4 separate regions of the Homo sapiens genome follow, and all the other regions are linked to region 2. Evidence: chromatin loops called from intact Hi-C (ENCODE). Cell type or tissue: CD4-positive, alpha-beta T cell. All regions are shown on one strand. Each heading gives the region's core, and the rest is flanking DNA. Links, peaks and the distances in the headings are about the cores only. Region 1 has its middle 9.2 kb from the start of LINC00469. Region 2 has its middle 64 kb from the start of LINC02092. Region 3 overlaps SDK2 (sidekick cell adhesion molecule 2). Region 4 overlaps LINC00469 (long intergenic non-protein coding RNA 469).

Region 1 (3,804 bases), core at 415-2,914, 110 kb after region 2:
CGGCTTTTCATTTCCTGCGTAAGCACTGTCTGAGATAGACGGTGGGGGACTGGACAGAGAAGGGTGGGAGTTAGGGGAGGAGGAAGCAGTAGTGGCTGAGCAGTATAATTCCCCCACAACACATTTTCCAAACCTCAAATCAGGACCCGGAGCCCTGGAAGATTTGCGTGCAAGTGGATTTGAGAGAAGGCAATCTAGGAGACATTGTTTGGTTGCTGAAAATATTGACGTTTCTATGGTTTATGAGAACAAAGGAATAGAATTCTTGAAATCAGAGCTGTTCTGAAAAGTCCAGGGAGTGTGGTGACCGTGGTGGGTCCAGGGAATCTCATCTTGAATTTTAAGTTTGCTACAAAATGAAAGATCAGAAGTGAATGACACGTCACAGTGGCAGTCTAGGGGCACCTGTAAGAGCTGAGCTTATTGTATGATATCAGGTTTTCTGTTATAGTCTCTCACTGCCCCAAACATCGACTATTTGTCATTATTTATCGATTAACGGTCATTAATTATTGGCATGCTATTTTCCTAATGGTGCTCCCCCCGCCTCCCCATCGCTCTATCCTGAGCTCCTGAGTGGGGTTGTGCCTGACTACTGTGTTCAACATCATGCCGTTAGGAGATGCTCAGTATACTTGTTGAATAAAATGGACACAAGTGTATTCCTGAAACATGCTCTTTACCTTGGTAGGAAGTGACCAGAAGAGTCAGCACCAAGAAATCTTGCTGTCCACTTGGGCCCACCAGCGGCTCTCCCTGCATACCTAGCCACCAGACTGGAGGAAACCAGCAGTAGTTGTGGATTGGACCCCACAGTCAGCCCCACTCAGGACTCCAGAAGATGTTTTGTCTGTTTGCTGTTTCTGGTGTGCGGATGCTTGTTTAGTGTTCTGGCCAGCCACTGCCCCACCCAGACTTTAGGCACCTGTGTGGCCATTGCCTGGGCCACACGGGAGCTGGTGGGGGCAGAGCCCTCAGTGTCTGTCTTCCTCATGTCTTTTCCTTCCCTGTCGGATACGGTTTGGCTGTGTCCCCACCCAAATCTCATCTTGAATTGTAGCTCCCATAATTTCCATGTGCTGTGAGAGGAACCCAGTGGGAGATCATTGAATCATGAGAGCAGTTTCCCTCATACTGTTCTCGTGGTGGTGAATAAGTCTCAAGAGAGCTGCTGGTTTTATAAGGGGAAACCCCTTTCACTTGGCTCTCTCATTCTCTCTTGTCTGCCGCCATGTAAGATGTGCCTTTCACTTTCTGCCATGATTGTGAGGCCTCCCCAGCCACATGGAACTGTAAGTCCATTAAACCTCTTAGTCTTTATAAATTTTTCTTTATAAACCCAGTCCCAGGTGTGTCTTTATCAGCAGCGTGAAAATGGACTAATACACTCTCCCTGGATCACATTAACACCTTCTCCCCCTGGGGTTCTGGCCTCCTCTGGGTCGTGTCCAACATGATCTGTCAGTCTCTGGTCAACAGTGATTTTCCAACGTGCCCCGTGTTGGGAAGAGATGAGGGGAGGAAAGTGTGGATCTTAAATATGGAGTGGGAAGAGGGAGGAGGGAGAACAAAATATATAGAGTTACAAAGGAGAGAAATTATATTATGACATGGCTATCAAACTATTCAAAAGAGCAAATCTGTAGTAATTTGTGTGTGGTTTTGTTTTTTTGTTTTTTGTTTTTTTAGACAGGGTCTTGCTCCAGGCTAGAGTGCAGTGGTATGATCTTGACTCACTGCAGCCTCAACCTCCTGGGTTCAAGCGATCCTCCCACCTTAGTCTCTCGAGTAGCTGGGACTACAGGCACATGCCACCATGCCTGGCTAATTTTTGTATTTTTTTATGTGTGTGTAGAGACAAGATTGTTCCATGTTGCTTGGGCTGGTCTTGAATTCCTGGGCTCAAGTAATCCTTCCGCCTCAGCCTCCCAAAGTGCTGGGATTACAGGAGTAAGGCACCAAACTTGGCCGATTTGCATTTTAAAAACTGAATATCTGTTCATTTGTGTGCTCCTTTATTAACATGTTAAATAGCAAGATTTAGCAGCAGGTCTAACAGGTCTAATGGCTACCATAATTTCAAAGTAGTGATGAGCAGAAACAATATTTTGAGATATCTACGACAACTAAAATGTAATATGAAAATATCTGTGTTTTCCATTGGTGCAAAAGTCTCGGTTGTTGCTAATATTTCTGTGGTTTGTTGTCCATCTTCATAACAGAAGTAAATGATAACTTTTATTTGAGGCCAGTGAGAATAAGGATGTATTATTCTCCACCCAAGTGTGCAGACCCCTTGAATTCTGTCATGGACTCTAAGGTAGAGCTCACATTAGGTTGGTGTATCTTTTGTGCTTTGTGCACAGAGGTGTCCGCTTTCTTACTAAAATAATTCCCAAGTCACAGAGAACTTCCTTAGCCTCAAGAGGCTGTAGGAAGTATGTATGGTAGGAGTGAGGGAATCACCATTTTCACCAGGGAAAAATGAATAGTTAACCTGTTTGGTTCAAAACAGATACCAATTACTTGAGGCTAAAGTCACAGGCTGCTGGAGAGCTGGTCTACTTCCAAACGGTATAAATATTTAAGTCCAGAGCCACAAGCGAACGGTGACAGAGGACCTGTCTGTCTCTGTGCCTGTCTCCATCAGCTCCCTCACTGGCTCCCCTGGGACCCTTCCCTCCTGTGAGCCCCCATGTCCCAAGGGGTGCTAGAGGCTTCAGCACTGCTGGAAGGGGACAAATTTGTGTTCTCCTGCATTCTTCTTAAAGCCATGCCCATGTCAAAGCAACGTATAGAGGCTCAGTGACCAGGAAGACTTTATTCTTAGTCCAGCTTTGTCACCTTACACCCAGGTGAATCTGGGCCCTGGAACATCAAGAGGCTTGCCCAGGTCGCACAGCCAGATAATGGTGGGCGTGACTCTAAACCATGTCACAGCATGCCCTCCAGAGCTCTTTCCAATCCACCTTCGAGAAACTGGGAAGACCCCTGAAGGTCATGGGGGTTGGGCAGCCTGTCCCCTGGGCTGGCTGTCTCTCCTGGCCCCCTGCTTTCCATCACCAGGGTAGTTTAATTCATGGCCTTTTGAGGCCCCCGTTCTGTCTGCTGGGGAACAGCTCTACTGCCAGCCTCCCTCGGGCTGTAGGCCACCATGGAGGATAGCAGGAGTCTCCACCTCCCTCCAAGGTGACAGCTGGAGGCAGCAGCCCACAGACAAGAGTCCGCTCAATCCCAGCCCTCTTCACTTGGCTGCCAGCCCAGCTTGGCTCTGCATCCCCTGGGAGCCAGCCCTCCAGCCCACCCTGGTACCGAGAAAGGGTAGATGGACTCAGGTCACAGGACATCAGAGGAGGCAGGCAGTGGACAACAGCTGCTCGGGAGGAGGCACTGGGCACTCAGGGTCCCGAGGCTGGGGTAGGGGTGGAGGTGTGGGTGTGGGGACAGTGCCAGGGAAGTTTGGCACTACAGTGGAGCAAAAGAACAGAAGGGGAAGAGGAGTTCCATGCAGTTGGGCATGTCACATAATTACAGGAGAAAAATCAGGCCAGAGCCTGGCTCTCTCTACCTCTGTCTGAGTGATCATCACCCTTATTATAAAGCAACTAATTATTAGTCTGGCTCATTAGCAATTATAAATCTCTAACTCCAGAACTTCATTTAAAAAATGAAAAGTTAGCACTTAATGATTTTCCTAACTGCTTAGATCATGCGCAGAGCTTACACATGCAGCTCCCGTGGTTCCTGGGAGCGGGGCTGGCCTTCAGGTACTGGGGAGGGGTCCCTGCTTTCCCATCCAGAAAC
Region 2 (3,804 bases), core at 488-2,987:
AAGAACCTGTGGGACAAATACATTAAAAGTGGAACTGCTCAATAGTTTTACTTGGAATCAGCTTTGAACGTGCCTCAAATTCGGAAAAAGTGCACAAAATCGGCCCTTTATAAGAAGCAACCCCACAGTTGCTGAAGGGAAGGGTTCCTCTGTCTCTTTCTTCTGCCTCCATACAGGAACATTTTAAGCCATTTAAACCTCCATATTCCAGAGTCAGAGATTTGGGCTGAACCTAGGTAGCTATTTTGACATCATATAGGACTACACTGAGACAAAATCTAAGGGAAAAGTGGAGCAGTCGGTCCGGAGGCTTAGCTTCAGCGTGGTTTGTGGACATGGTTCATTCATTGGCTGTTGTCACTGGCGAAGTGGAACTTCTGGGGTTCGGATTCTTTAACTTCATAATTCAGCCAGTGGGATTGTTTTCTGGGTAATCATGACATCAGCCAAGGTTCAGTCATAGAATCAGGAAGGTCAATTTTTTTTTTTTTTTTTGAGACAGAGTCTTGCTCTGTTGCCCAGGCTGGAGTGCAATGGCATGATCTTGGCTCACTGCAATCTTCGCCTCCTGGGTTCAAGTGATTCTCCTGCCTCGGCCTCCTGAGTAGCTGGGATTACAGGCATGCACCACCACACCTGGCTAATTTTTTGTATTTTTAGTAGAGATGGGGTTTCACCATGTTGGTCAGGCTGGTCTCAAACTCCTGATCTCGTGATCTGCCCACCTCAGCCTCCCAAAGTGCTAGGATTACAGGCATGAGCCACCGTGCCTGGCCTTTTTTTATTTTTTTTAATTATTTTTATATATTTTTTGAGACAGAGTCTCACTCTGTTGCCCAGGCTGGAGTGCAGTGACGTGATCTCGGCTCACTGCAACCTCCACTTCTCAGGTTCAAGTGACTCTCCTGCCTTAGCCTCCCGAGTAGCTGGGAATACAGGTGCCCGCCACCCCGCCCGGCTAATTTTTTGTATTTTTAGTAGAGACGGAGTTTCACCATGTTGGCCAGGCTGGTCTTGATCTCCTGACCTCGTGATCTACCCCACTTGGCCTCCCAAAGTGCTGGGATTACAGGCGTGAACCACTGTGCCCAGCCAGGAAGGTCAATCTTTTTGTGACAACATGGGAGTCACACCACAGTGACTTAATCGCCACCTGTACCTCACCCACTCCCCAAAAACTCACCCTGTACTCATGTTCCTGGATGAACTAGCTTTGCAAATATCAGCCGTGTGTTTCCATCATGAAAACCCATCCTCTGCATCCTTTATGGAGCTGACCTGAAATGGCCAACAGGGAGGACCGGCCCCTTCTGGACCAGCTGAATTTCAAATCAACATGATCTCTCACACACGATCTCTCATCAGCCGCTGGCTGGAAAGACACATGATAAAGGATTCGGCAGAGCTTCTGACACCGCAGGCTTTGCGACCTTGTGAGGCTTGGGAGAGAAGCCTGGTTCTCATTTGAACAGATGGGCCTGTTTGCAAATACTTCCTCTGATACCCTAGAACAGACAACATCCTGTCTGAGGTGGGTGGTTGTGACTGAAGAGACCAAACAGACCTCAAAGAAACACCTGCCACAGAAGTGGCAGCTCTGACTGTGGAGCCAAGAAAGCTTCTGCATTGCTGCCTCTCTGTCTAAGGGTGGAATTCTTTTTATTATTATTATTATACTTTAAGTTCTAGGGTATGTGTGCACAACGTGCACGTTTGTTACATAGGTATACATGGGCCATGTTGGTTTGCCGCACACATTCACTCATCATTTACATTAGGCATTCCTTAAGGGTGGAATTCTTTTAATAAGCAGGCCACGGTAAGGTTCTGAGAGTAAGAGGGAGAGGCAGCCTCCCTGCTGTCCTGCCTGAGAAGCTGGAGGCTGAGGTCTGATGGAGGAAGACAGGAAGAAGAGAGGGGCAGGATGTCCATGTATCTTTCTGGATGTATCACAGCTGTGCCTGGTACCAGGCAGGGGCAGACCATTTCTTCAAGGGCTGATGCTATTCTGAGAAGGTATCTTGCCCACCCAAGCTATCTCTTGGTCCCAGACTTGTCCAATTTTCTTCCCAATGACAGGCAGCCAACAATGTGCCCTCTTTGCAGTGAGACTGTACTGCAGTTGGAGGGAGAGCCCTGTAGGCAATGCAGAGTGTTCCCAGGGTCATTCCCAAACGTTCATTCAAGCAGGGCACTAGGCCAAGGCTCTGCAGCGAGAGACACCCTGAGACTTCTGATACCCTCTGGGACGAGACTGACAGATACCAGTCAAGGATTTCACTAATTCATCTCCCGTGGCCCAAGCAGATGTAATTCATGATATTCCTATGTTCAACTGGGACACAGCCTCAGAATCCTTCTTCATACTCCAATACAGCAGGCAGCCACGAATGCCGAGATCCAGAGCTGACACCCAAGATGCAACATGCTTTCCACATCTTCCCTGGGGACTTACAGTTTAAAACTGATTCCCTGACACCAATAACCATGCAGCAGATATGCAGATACCTCGATAAGAAAGGTCTTTGTGATTTATAATAGCAGATATAATCATTCACCCTGCCTAAAAGCTAAGGGTTTTTGCCATACTGTGAGGTTTTGAAGCAGAGTATCACGTGATTCGTGTTCCTGAATTTGACATGGGGAATCCTCATCTGAGTTGAGAAGGATATAGCAATCTTCAGTAGCCACTCCCAGGGGGCCTCTGTCCAGGATACAGGATCTGGACAGAGAACAAAGCAAATAGGACTGATGTCTCCATCCTCGGTAGCATCTCTCCAATCTGCTCCTATCCCTCTCACTCTCCTAAGCTCCCCTCAAGTAGGTGATCAGGTAAATTATCCTCTAAACTAGGAAAGGTACTATTAATGATTACATCACAATAACAGGTAAAATGGGAGGTGTCCCAGGCAAACAGGAATATAGGATCCCCATGCCCACAGGCCCTCTAGTTTTGTATGAGAAGGTGCATCTGTGTGTGCCAGATGTGTGTGTAGGGGTGGGTGTAATTTGGTGGGTGTGCTATGGGGCGCTGAGCAAAAGCAGATCCTTCTCCTGCCTAGGGTTCAGTCCCTTCCTCAGCCCTGTGTCCCCTCTGGCTTCGCCTGCCAAGGCTCTATCAGGTGTGAGAGTACAGAGCGATGGAGCTCCTGGCTGAGCTGATGAGGCTCCCAGGGACTAGAGCAATTAATTAAGCCTCTTCCCAGCTCTCAGCACAAGCCCCGTGCCACTGCCAGAGCCTTTTAATTGCCACTGGAATGGGTAGCTCTTAAAATCAACGTCCTTCCCTTAAAATCAACGTCCTGCTCAGCAGTGCTAGGAGAGGGAGGCTGGAGAGGGCGTGGAGCTGGCCTGTCCAGCAGTCCCCACTTCCCTTCTGGGGCAGGTCCCAGGAAATGCTTCCTTCCAATAGCTTCTTCCCTGCTGTGCCCACTTTGGGATTTTTTGCAGCTATGAGGGTGTTGACAAAATTCAGATAGTCACACATGGGAGAGACTTCTGAGATCTTAGAGCCCAGCCAAAGATCCCTGAGGGAAAGGGGCTTTCTGGACACTCAGGCTTGCTGGGAGGGGAAGGATGTTCCAGCTCTGGTCTTGGCCGATGTCACCATGGATGGACGAGACCTGGATCTAGCTGCTGCAGGCGCTGTGGGGCATGGGACAGAGGGCACACACAGCACTGGCTGTGGAGTCCTGTTGTGAGCATCCCTGTTGAAAGAACTAGGCAGGAGACTCTCAGGACCAAACAGATACAGTCCAAGGAACCTGGAAAATTGCATGAAGAGCCCTGGGCCAGGCCTTCAGG
Region 3 (3,804 bases), core at 822-3,321, 130 kb before region 2:
GTCCCTGGCTCCTCACTTACCCTCCTTGGCCATATCTCACTGTCCGTCCTTCTTTGAGCACTGGCCATGTGGCCGAGTCTGTGTTGGACAATTTGGTTGCATTATCTCCTTTAATCCCCACAGGGAATTTACAAGGTAGGTTTCAACCTCCCCATGTAACAGAAGGGAAAACAGAGGCTTGGAGGTTAAGAAAATGGCCCCACAACCCACAGCAATAAATATGTCTGGAATTCCAATCCAGCTTTATCTAATATCGTTTCCAACTCAAAAACTGTTTCCCCAAACCTGGTCATGTCAGGCCTCCCAACGTCTGGGAGCCAGCAGGTGGTTCACTCTGGCCAGCCTCTGAGGCTGAGTGTTGGACAGCGGGAAGGCGGCATTGATGGGGATTCGTGGGCTGTAGGGGAAGGTCAGCCACTGGACAGCTCCCTCGACCCTTGACCCCCTCAGGCTGGGGTGCTGGCCTTCCCCCGGGCAGCAGCTGAGGGCCTGAGTCTCATGTCCTCAGACTGCTCCAGATCAGATGGTCTCAAGCCCTTCTCCTGAGTATAAAGATGCCCTTCCCTCCCCCAGTGCTGCTCCCTAAGACCCTAGAGGCAAGAACTTGGTTGCTCCCCTGGAAAGTGTTGGTGGTGGGGATGAGGAGATGGGAAGAGAGGGAGGGGGAGAGAGAGAGAGAGAATATATTAGATATCACAGAAGCAAGCTGGAGTCCCAGCAATGTGCTTGCTCCTGCAAGACTCCCTGCCTGCCTCATGATGGGACAATGAACACACACACACACAACACATACAAATACACACAGAACACACAGAAATACACCCATAGCACACATATGCACACATACATGTAATACATAGCACACATATGCACACAAATACATGCACAAATACAAATACATGCAGCACAGATGCACACAAATACACTTAGCACATATGCACACACACAAATATACAGCACATATCCACACACAAATACACACAGCACACAGACACACATACAAATGCACACATAGCACACACATGCACACATGCAAATACACACAGCACATACATAGCACACACCTGCACATATACAAATACACACAGCACACACCTGCACACAGCACACGTGCACACACACATACAACAGGCCTCACTACCTGCCTGCTTCACTCCCCCAGCCCTTGTCACCCTCTGCTCTGTGGATCACCTCCTCAATCAGAACGCCATCACCACGAGAAAAGACTTCGGCCTGTTTCTGTTGTTTCTACCTCTGTACCCACAGCTCCTAGCACGGTGCCTGAAATAAGTGGGCATTGGGTGGGCACTTGCTGAATAAGTGAAGCCATGAGCCACAGAAGGGGTGTCAGTGAGAATTCGAGTGTGGGTGAAGGTGAGGAGGAGGAGGAGGAGGAGGGAGGAAAGGGAGGTCTGAGAGATGGGGAGAGGCAGGCCTGGGGGAGAGCGTGGCCCTGTGTCGGAGAGACAGAGAAATAGAGTCGGGGTGGCCACAGGTAATGAATGCCGTTTGTGGTGAGACTCTCTTGCCCTATGGCTCCAGATTGAGGGGGTGTCCCAAGGATGTCTGGGCACAATATTGGTGTGTGCCAGGGCCTGGGAAGGAGGCCCTTGTGCTTCCAAGAGATCCCACACAGCACCAGCCTCCCACACAGCCATGAGTCTGGGCCCTGGAGGGGACCCAGCCTCGGGTCATCAGAGGAAACGCTGTCTCCTCCTCGCTTGGACTGGCCAGTGGCACAGGCTCCCTCCTAGGGAGGTATGGAGTCACCAGAAAGGCAGCCTGGGGCCCAGGCCAGGCCCAGATGGCCCCAGCTGTTCACCACAGCCCCAGGGCAGGCAGGAAGCTGGGGTGCGGGGAGTAGCCGCTGACCCACTGGGAACCAGCATGCAGTTTGGAGGGGGGCCTGGTGGGGGCAGTGTCAGTTCAAGGCTGGCATCCACTCCTCACCGGCAGGCCCTGGCAAGGGCCTATCCTCCCTAGAAGGCTTGGAGGCAGCCAGGGGGGCTGAGAGGGGCCAGGGGAGCTGGGAGGACAGGCTCCATCCTGTGGGGCTCCCTGCTGCCTAGAAGCAGCCATCAAGCAGCCCGAGAGTGTGGCAGACATGGCTTAGGCGGCCTGATGGAGAAGCCCTTGACACATAGGATTGCAGAAGTCAGAGGTCTTGGCCTTAGGGGGATACAGTGAGGCCTCGGCACTCCCAGTCTTATGTCCCAGGCAGACGGCCCTCACCTACCCCCTGTGCCTGCCCCAACACGTTTGGGCTGTCCTGGGCAGGGATGCACACACAGGGAGTCCCAGCTGCAGGTGGTGGTAGCCTGGAGACCTGGGTCCTGGGCAGCTTTGGGACAGAGCCACTGGGCAATCTGGGGCGGCAGGGGTAGTGGAGAGGGACCCGCAGGGTGAGTGGGGAGGCAGTGGCGACCTCTATGAGAGAAGGCAGCCTGGCATATGGGGCAGTGATCAGGGCAAGGTGTCAACACACCTGGGTCCCCACTCCAACTGGGGACCTGGAGGAAGCCTCCTCCCCTCCCTGGAGAGGGGCATGACACGGTATGAACATTGGCCGGAGCTCCAGTCAACCTCTGCGACCCTCAGTTTCCTCATCTGCATAATGGGTTTGTGTGAATGTACGAAAACTCCTATCAGTGCATTTTACTTCTCAATATATTTCTGCATATACATATTCTGCATTCTCTCTGGCCTCCCTGTCCCAGCGTCCCAGCCTCTGAAAGGGGGCGCTGGCTCATGATGTATCTGTTTCCCGCAGTGACATGTCCCCGGAACCCACAGCCAACCCCCTTCCCAGTGGTCTCTGATGTTCCCCCCACCCCCAGAAGGGAGATGAGGAGGAGCAGAAACAGGGGACACAGGACAGGGTGGCTGGTTCCAGCCTCCCCGACCCTCCCAGCTCCACTCTGATCTTGTGGCCTCTCCAGCTCTCATCCTCCCTCCATGGCCTCCAGATGACAAGTCCCTGGGGATAGCTCCCTGCCATGGCTGGCGGTGTCTGAGCAAAAGAGGGAGATGAAGCTGGCTTGGAATGGGAGGTGCTAACCTTGTCTTCGGAGTTGCCCGCTTGCTCCCTCCACCCCTAGTCCAGGATGCGCAGGCAGAACCCCGGCCATTTCCATTCTGGGGACTCTGGTCGGGAGTCCGGCGCCCTAGGAATCGTCTCCTCACTTCAGTCTGAACCTGCTCCATGCCCAGGGACCGGGCCAGTGCACCTGGACTCACCTCATCTGAATCATCCCTGTGGGAGTGCCTGTCAAGAGCCAAGATGTTCCCAAGCTCATCTGTCTTTCTCTTGTCCTTTAACACGTATTCTCCTGATGGGTTTTGGATATTTTCATTCTCCTTCACCTCACCGGGGCCTTGAAGGGTGGAGACTCTCCCTGGTGCTGGCTACCCAGCACCCCACTACTGACACAAGACGGGGAGCTGCCCTGGGTGGAAGATGAGAGGATGCAATCAGATTTCTGGAAGCTGGGCACAAGAAACCTGTGACCAAGTCTCAGCCCTGCCAGGTATGACCCTCTGACCATAGGCAAATTATTTAACTTCTGTGATCTCAGTTCTATAAAGCAGGGGCCTCTCCTGTGATACTTTGCTTATAGAACTCTGCGATGTGGACGTATCTGTCTGGAATAGTTCCTGGGCTCGTGGGAGACACACAATCAACAGAACTATGGACATTACCGTCCTGTCTCTCAGGGCTCATGGAACGACAGGCTTCTGCCGATCCTGCCCCCAGCCCACCGCTATCCTTATAAATATGTATTCATAGGAGTTTTCACTGTGTGC
Region 4 (3,804 bases), core at 583-3,082, 100 kb after region 2:
TTGTAAAACAAGTGCTATTTCAGGAAGGAATAACCCGCTTAGGTCTTTAGGGACTCTGGAAGGAGTTGTAAGGTGAGACTATAATCAAGGAAAGTTCTAAGAATTATGGGCTTCAACCACATAGAGACAGGTTTAACCTCATCACGGCGGGTGCCTTGGACAGCCTTCCTCCACTGCCTCTTAACACAGTTCGTACTTTTGAAGACCCAGGGATGCTGGAGCTCACCAGCATTACACCCACTCATTTTGATATTAGGGTTGTGGTGAGTCATCAAATCAGCCGGAACCAATTAAGACTGAACCGTTAAGATCCCTGCTGGCATCACCGCACATGGTCCTGGAAACAGAGGGACTGATCCAGTGAAACCCCACGTGGGGCAGCAGCCCATTGATGGGACACAGGATGTTTCCACAATGCTCCTTAAGTCAGCAGGGTACCCCCATTAACATATGGCCGCTTCCAATGCCCAGCCTGCAGGTGGCGGCCATTCTATTTCCATTTACACCGCAGCAGCGTCCTAACTGCTGCTTTGCTGAATTAGCCCTGCAGGGCTCAAAGGAAGCGCTTCGCAGAGCTCCCGTTCAGATTAACGTGTAAAATTTAATTACGGAGGCCTGGGCTATCGCAAGGTTTAAAGCCATTTACTAAGCCTGGGAGCTACAGAGTCCTCCCTGAGACTCCTGTGTCTAGGGAGGCCCAAGCAGCCCTTTGATCATTAAGGGCTGAGAATATCTCAGCTTGCATATTAGGGTCAGGAAATTATCTTTCCACTTTCCCTACTAAATGGACAAAGTATTCATCTTGGGGCGAAAGAGCAATTCTGAAACTCCAAGAGAAAGCAAGGACTTCCAGAAGCCATTGGTCCAGGTCCCCATCTCTAAGTGGCTTGATAGCTAAATCCAATAACCAGATAAAAATAAAAAGTACAAGGGAGGCAAAGTCCCTGTCCCCTAGGAACTCAAAGATGAATAGAGCAATAGTCACAAGACACATAGATAAGTAAATGCAGTACAGTGAGTGAGTCAATAGAATAAGAAGATTCACTCAGCCCTTGGGAATATTCCAGGAAGGCTTCCCAGAGGAGGTGGCTCATCCTCAGGGTTTTGAAGAATAAAAAGGAGTTATTTTTACAAATAAAGGAGTGAGTGGCTGTGGGGAAGGACATTTCAGGCAGAAGAGTTCTGCTAGCTCTAGAATTTATAGGAGCAAAACTTCTTCAGTCCAGCGTACGTGTCTGGAAGATTCTCTGCTGCTCAGCTCTATATGGAGTTGGACAACTGGTCGGCATCTGTTCCCTAAAAACTTTAGATTGTCACCTCCTCAAGGGCATAGCTATGCCTCCTAGATTCCCAGCAGTATCAGAAGGAGACGCTGAGCTCGTAAGAGAATTTTAGTGCAGTGCTGGAGCCCTTAACACCCAATTCCCAGGCCCCCACCCTGCATGAACCAACTCTTGTCCAGGTTTCAAACTTGGACACACAATTCCCTTAATGCACAATTCTCAGGCCCCTCCCCTGCATGAGCCAACCCTTGCCCAGGTTTCAAACTTCAATTCCTTTTACCTATAGCGAAGTATGATTTTTTTCTCCATCACTTTATACCAAATAGAATGAAGAAAGTGAGGCAGGATGAGTGGATTTACGGCCTCAAATGAATTTCAAGATGAATAAGAACAGTCGCAATTAAAATCAAATTTCTGAGACAGGATTTGATCTCTTTCAAGGAGAGAGCGGGCCTGGCCTTGCCCACAGCCACAGATGCCCCTTAATGGGGTTTGAGATGCTAGGATGTGGGACTCGGGAGGAAACACCTGGGGAACGCCGCACCTTTGAAGCTCATTTTGTCAAGGTTCTTTCACGGCGGTATCACCGGAGACCAAATACCATTTTTAATTACTCACGAAAGCACGAGATGGTTGCCTCTTCTCAGGCACACTCCTCGCTCTTCACTTCAATCCTTTTTTTTTCTTTCTTTGAGACGGAGTCACTCTGTCGTCCAGGCTGGAGTGCAGTCGCGCCATCCCGGCTCACTGCAACCTCCGCCTCCCAGGTTCAAGTGATTCTCCTGCCTCAGCCTCCCAAGTAGCTGGGATTATAGGCACGCGCCACCACGCGCTGCTAATTTTGTATTTTTGATGGAGACGGGGTTTCACTATCTTAGCCAGGCTTGTCTCGAACTCCCGATCTCAGGTGATCTGCCTGCCTCAGCCTCCCAAAGTGCTGGGATTACAGGTGTGAGCCACTGCGCCTGGCTCTTCACTTCAGTCTTATCTTCAGGCTGTCTCTGTCTCCTTGGCTGGGGGAAAGACGCCAGTCAGCTATTTTTTCTGTGGCCCAGGTGAGGATAAATGAGGGCTCCAGGGGGTCAGGGATTTGCTCAGAGTTGGTTAGAAAAAAGCTTAATAGCTGCTGATACTGAGCACCTGCCAGGGGCTTGACACACTTTTTCTTTCATCTCGTGACTCCCGAGGTAGGTATGGTTAGTTTTATTTTGTGGGTGAGAAAACAGGCTCAGAAAGGTTATGAAACTGGCTCAGGGTCACATAGCGGGTGGCTGAAATTTAAATCTGGGTCTTCTGACCCAAAGCCTGGTGGTTTCCCATCTGCCCTCTTGATGCAGGAGTCCAAAGAGGAGGCCAGGGGGCATGCTCAGAAGCTGCGAAGGGGAGCTAGACCTGCCTCCATCAAGGAGTCCAGGTGTCTGGGATCCACCTGTCTACCTCCCTCCCAACCTTATGGAATATTCCTCAGAGTCTCCCCCTACCCAAATTTGGTAGGGTTTCTCTTCGTTCAGAAGCTCTGGCCTTCTTCTTCAGCTATTTCCTTATTTTGGTGGTGTCTGAGTGAACCCAGGACAAGACCTGCCAAGGAATTTTCTATGTCAGTCTGAAAGAAAAGCTCACCTCCTCCATCGCTTGCAGCAGGGGTTCCAGCTGGAGTCTGCAAAGCCAGGGCGATTCTCCCTTCCCCATAAGGGACATCTGGATATGTCTGGACACATTTCTGATTGTCACATCTGGGAGGGTGGGTGCTGATGACGTCTGGTGGGTAAATGCCAGGAGTGGTGTTAAACATCCGGCAAGGCCCGGGACAGCCCCCGCCACAAAGAATAATTCAGCTCAAAGTGTCACCACTGCTGTGGTTGAGAAACCTGCTGTGAAAAATGCCAGGAGGGAGGAGAAAGGAGCCCCTTAACTTCAGTGCCTTATGTCCATGGGACACTGACACCCCCAGGCAGAAGCAGCCACTTCACTTGGCAGGGCGGCACAAAATGAAAATGTTGCAATTCTTGTGAAAAATGATTTAAAATTTCAAGACAGCAACAGCAGACCATTAAACAAGGGCCTGTGGGACTGGCCAGGACACCCACCTAGGAAGCTGGAAAGAGCTCTCTGCTGGTCCCTGGGATCCCCTGGGTGCCCTGTCCTCAGCTCTCAGGCTTGTAGTCACACGACTCCTCCAAAGAGTTCAGGCCAGAACACTGAGACGGCAGTGCCTGCTGAGAATCTGAAGTGGCAGACTCACCTTTCCTTTATGGAGGAAAAAATCTCACTTTTGACTGTCAGGGAATGAAGGGACAGGACTCAGAGGACTGTCTAGGAGGTCCTGAGTCCTCCCCCGTCCTACTGCTTCTTGGGAGGGTCAATATGCCACGAGGGTTTTCAAGCACAAAGTAATTAAGAGGAGGAGCAGAAAGCTTCCAGTCTCCAAGCTGGTAGCCCCCAGGGCTGAATCTGTGGTTTTCTGTTTGCTGTGACACTTCATCTGTAGAGGGCCGCTCTGGGAAAGAGCGGTGCATACTGG

The links. A loop is a pair of places that touch in the nucleus more often than their neighbours do. Peaks named below come from ENCODE experiments on the same cell type or tissue, not always from the same donor. Only the 100,000 strongest peaks of a DNase experiment are listed, where the experiment ranks them.
Region 1: a loop joins it to region 2, with 6 times the contacts of the local background. A loop is called at or near these places in 12 of 110 quality-filtered maps.
Region 3: a loop joins it to region 2, with 4 times the contacts of the local background. A loop is called at or near these places in 19 of 110 quality-filtered maps.
Region 4: a loop joins it to region 2, with 2.3 times the contacts of the local background. A loop is called at or near these places in 8 of 110 quality-filtered maps.

The regions. Positions count from the first base shown.
Region 1 is chr17:73,835,814-73,839,617 of GRCh38, forward strand. No RefSeq gene overlaps it. Among named protein-coding and RNA genes, the nearest start is that of LINC00469, 9.2 kb to the left of the region's middle. In CD4-positive, alpha-beta T cell, for the core only: no CTCF peak of the experiment used is centred there; no DNase peak of the experiment used is centred there.
Region 2 is chr17:73,720,904-73,724,707 of GRCh38, forward strand. No RefSeq gene overlaps it. Among named protein-coding and RNA genes, the nearest start is that of LINC02092, 64 kb to the right of the region's middle. In CD4-positive, alpha-beta T cell, for the core only: no CTCF peak of the experiment used is centred there; a DNase peak (open chromatin) is centred at 1,508; H3K4me3 peaks cover 575 bases; H3K27ac peaks cover 1,191 bases.
Region 3 is chr17:73,593,826-73,597,629 of GRCh38, forward strand. All of the region lies in intron 1 of SDK2 (sidekick cell adhesion molecule 2), which reads right to left. Among named protein-coding and RNA genes, the nearest start is that of SDK2, 49 kb to the right of the region's middle. RefSeq lists an enhancer at 1,325-1,870. In CD4-positive, alpha-beta T cell, for the core only: a CTCF peak has its summit at 1,914; no DNase peak of the experiment used is centred there.
Region 4 is chr17:73,820,785-73,824,588 of GRCh38, forward strand. LINC00469 (long intergenic non-protein coding RNA 469) reads right to left here. Exons shown (of 4, transcript NR_027146.1): 2 at 2,904-3,041. Among named protein-coding and RNA genes, the nearest start is that of LINC00469, 5.8 kb to the right of the region's middle. RefSeq lists an enhancer at 149-725. In CD4-positive, alpha-beta T cell, for the core only: no CTCF peak of the experiment used is centred there; no DNase peak of the experiment used is centred there.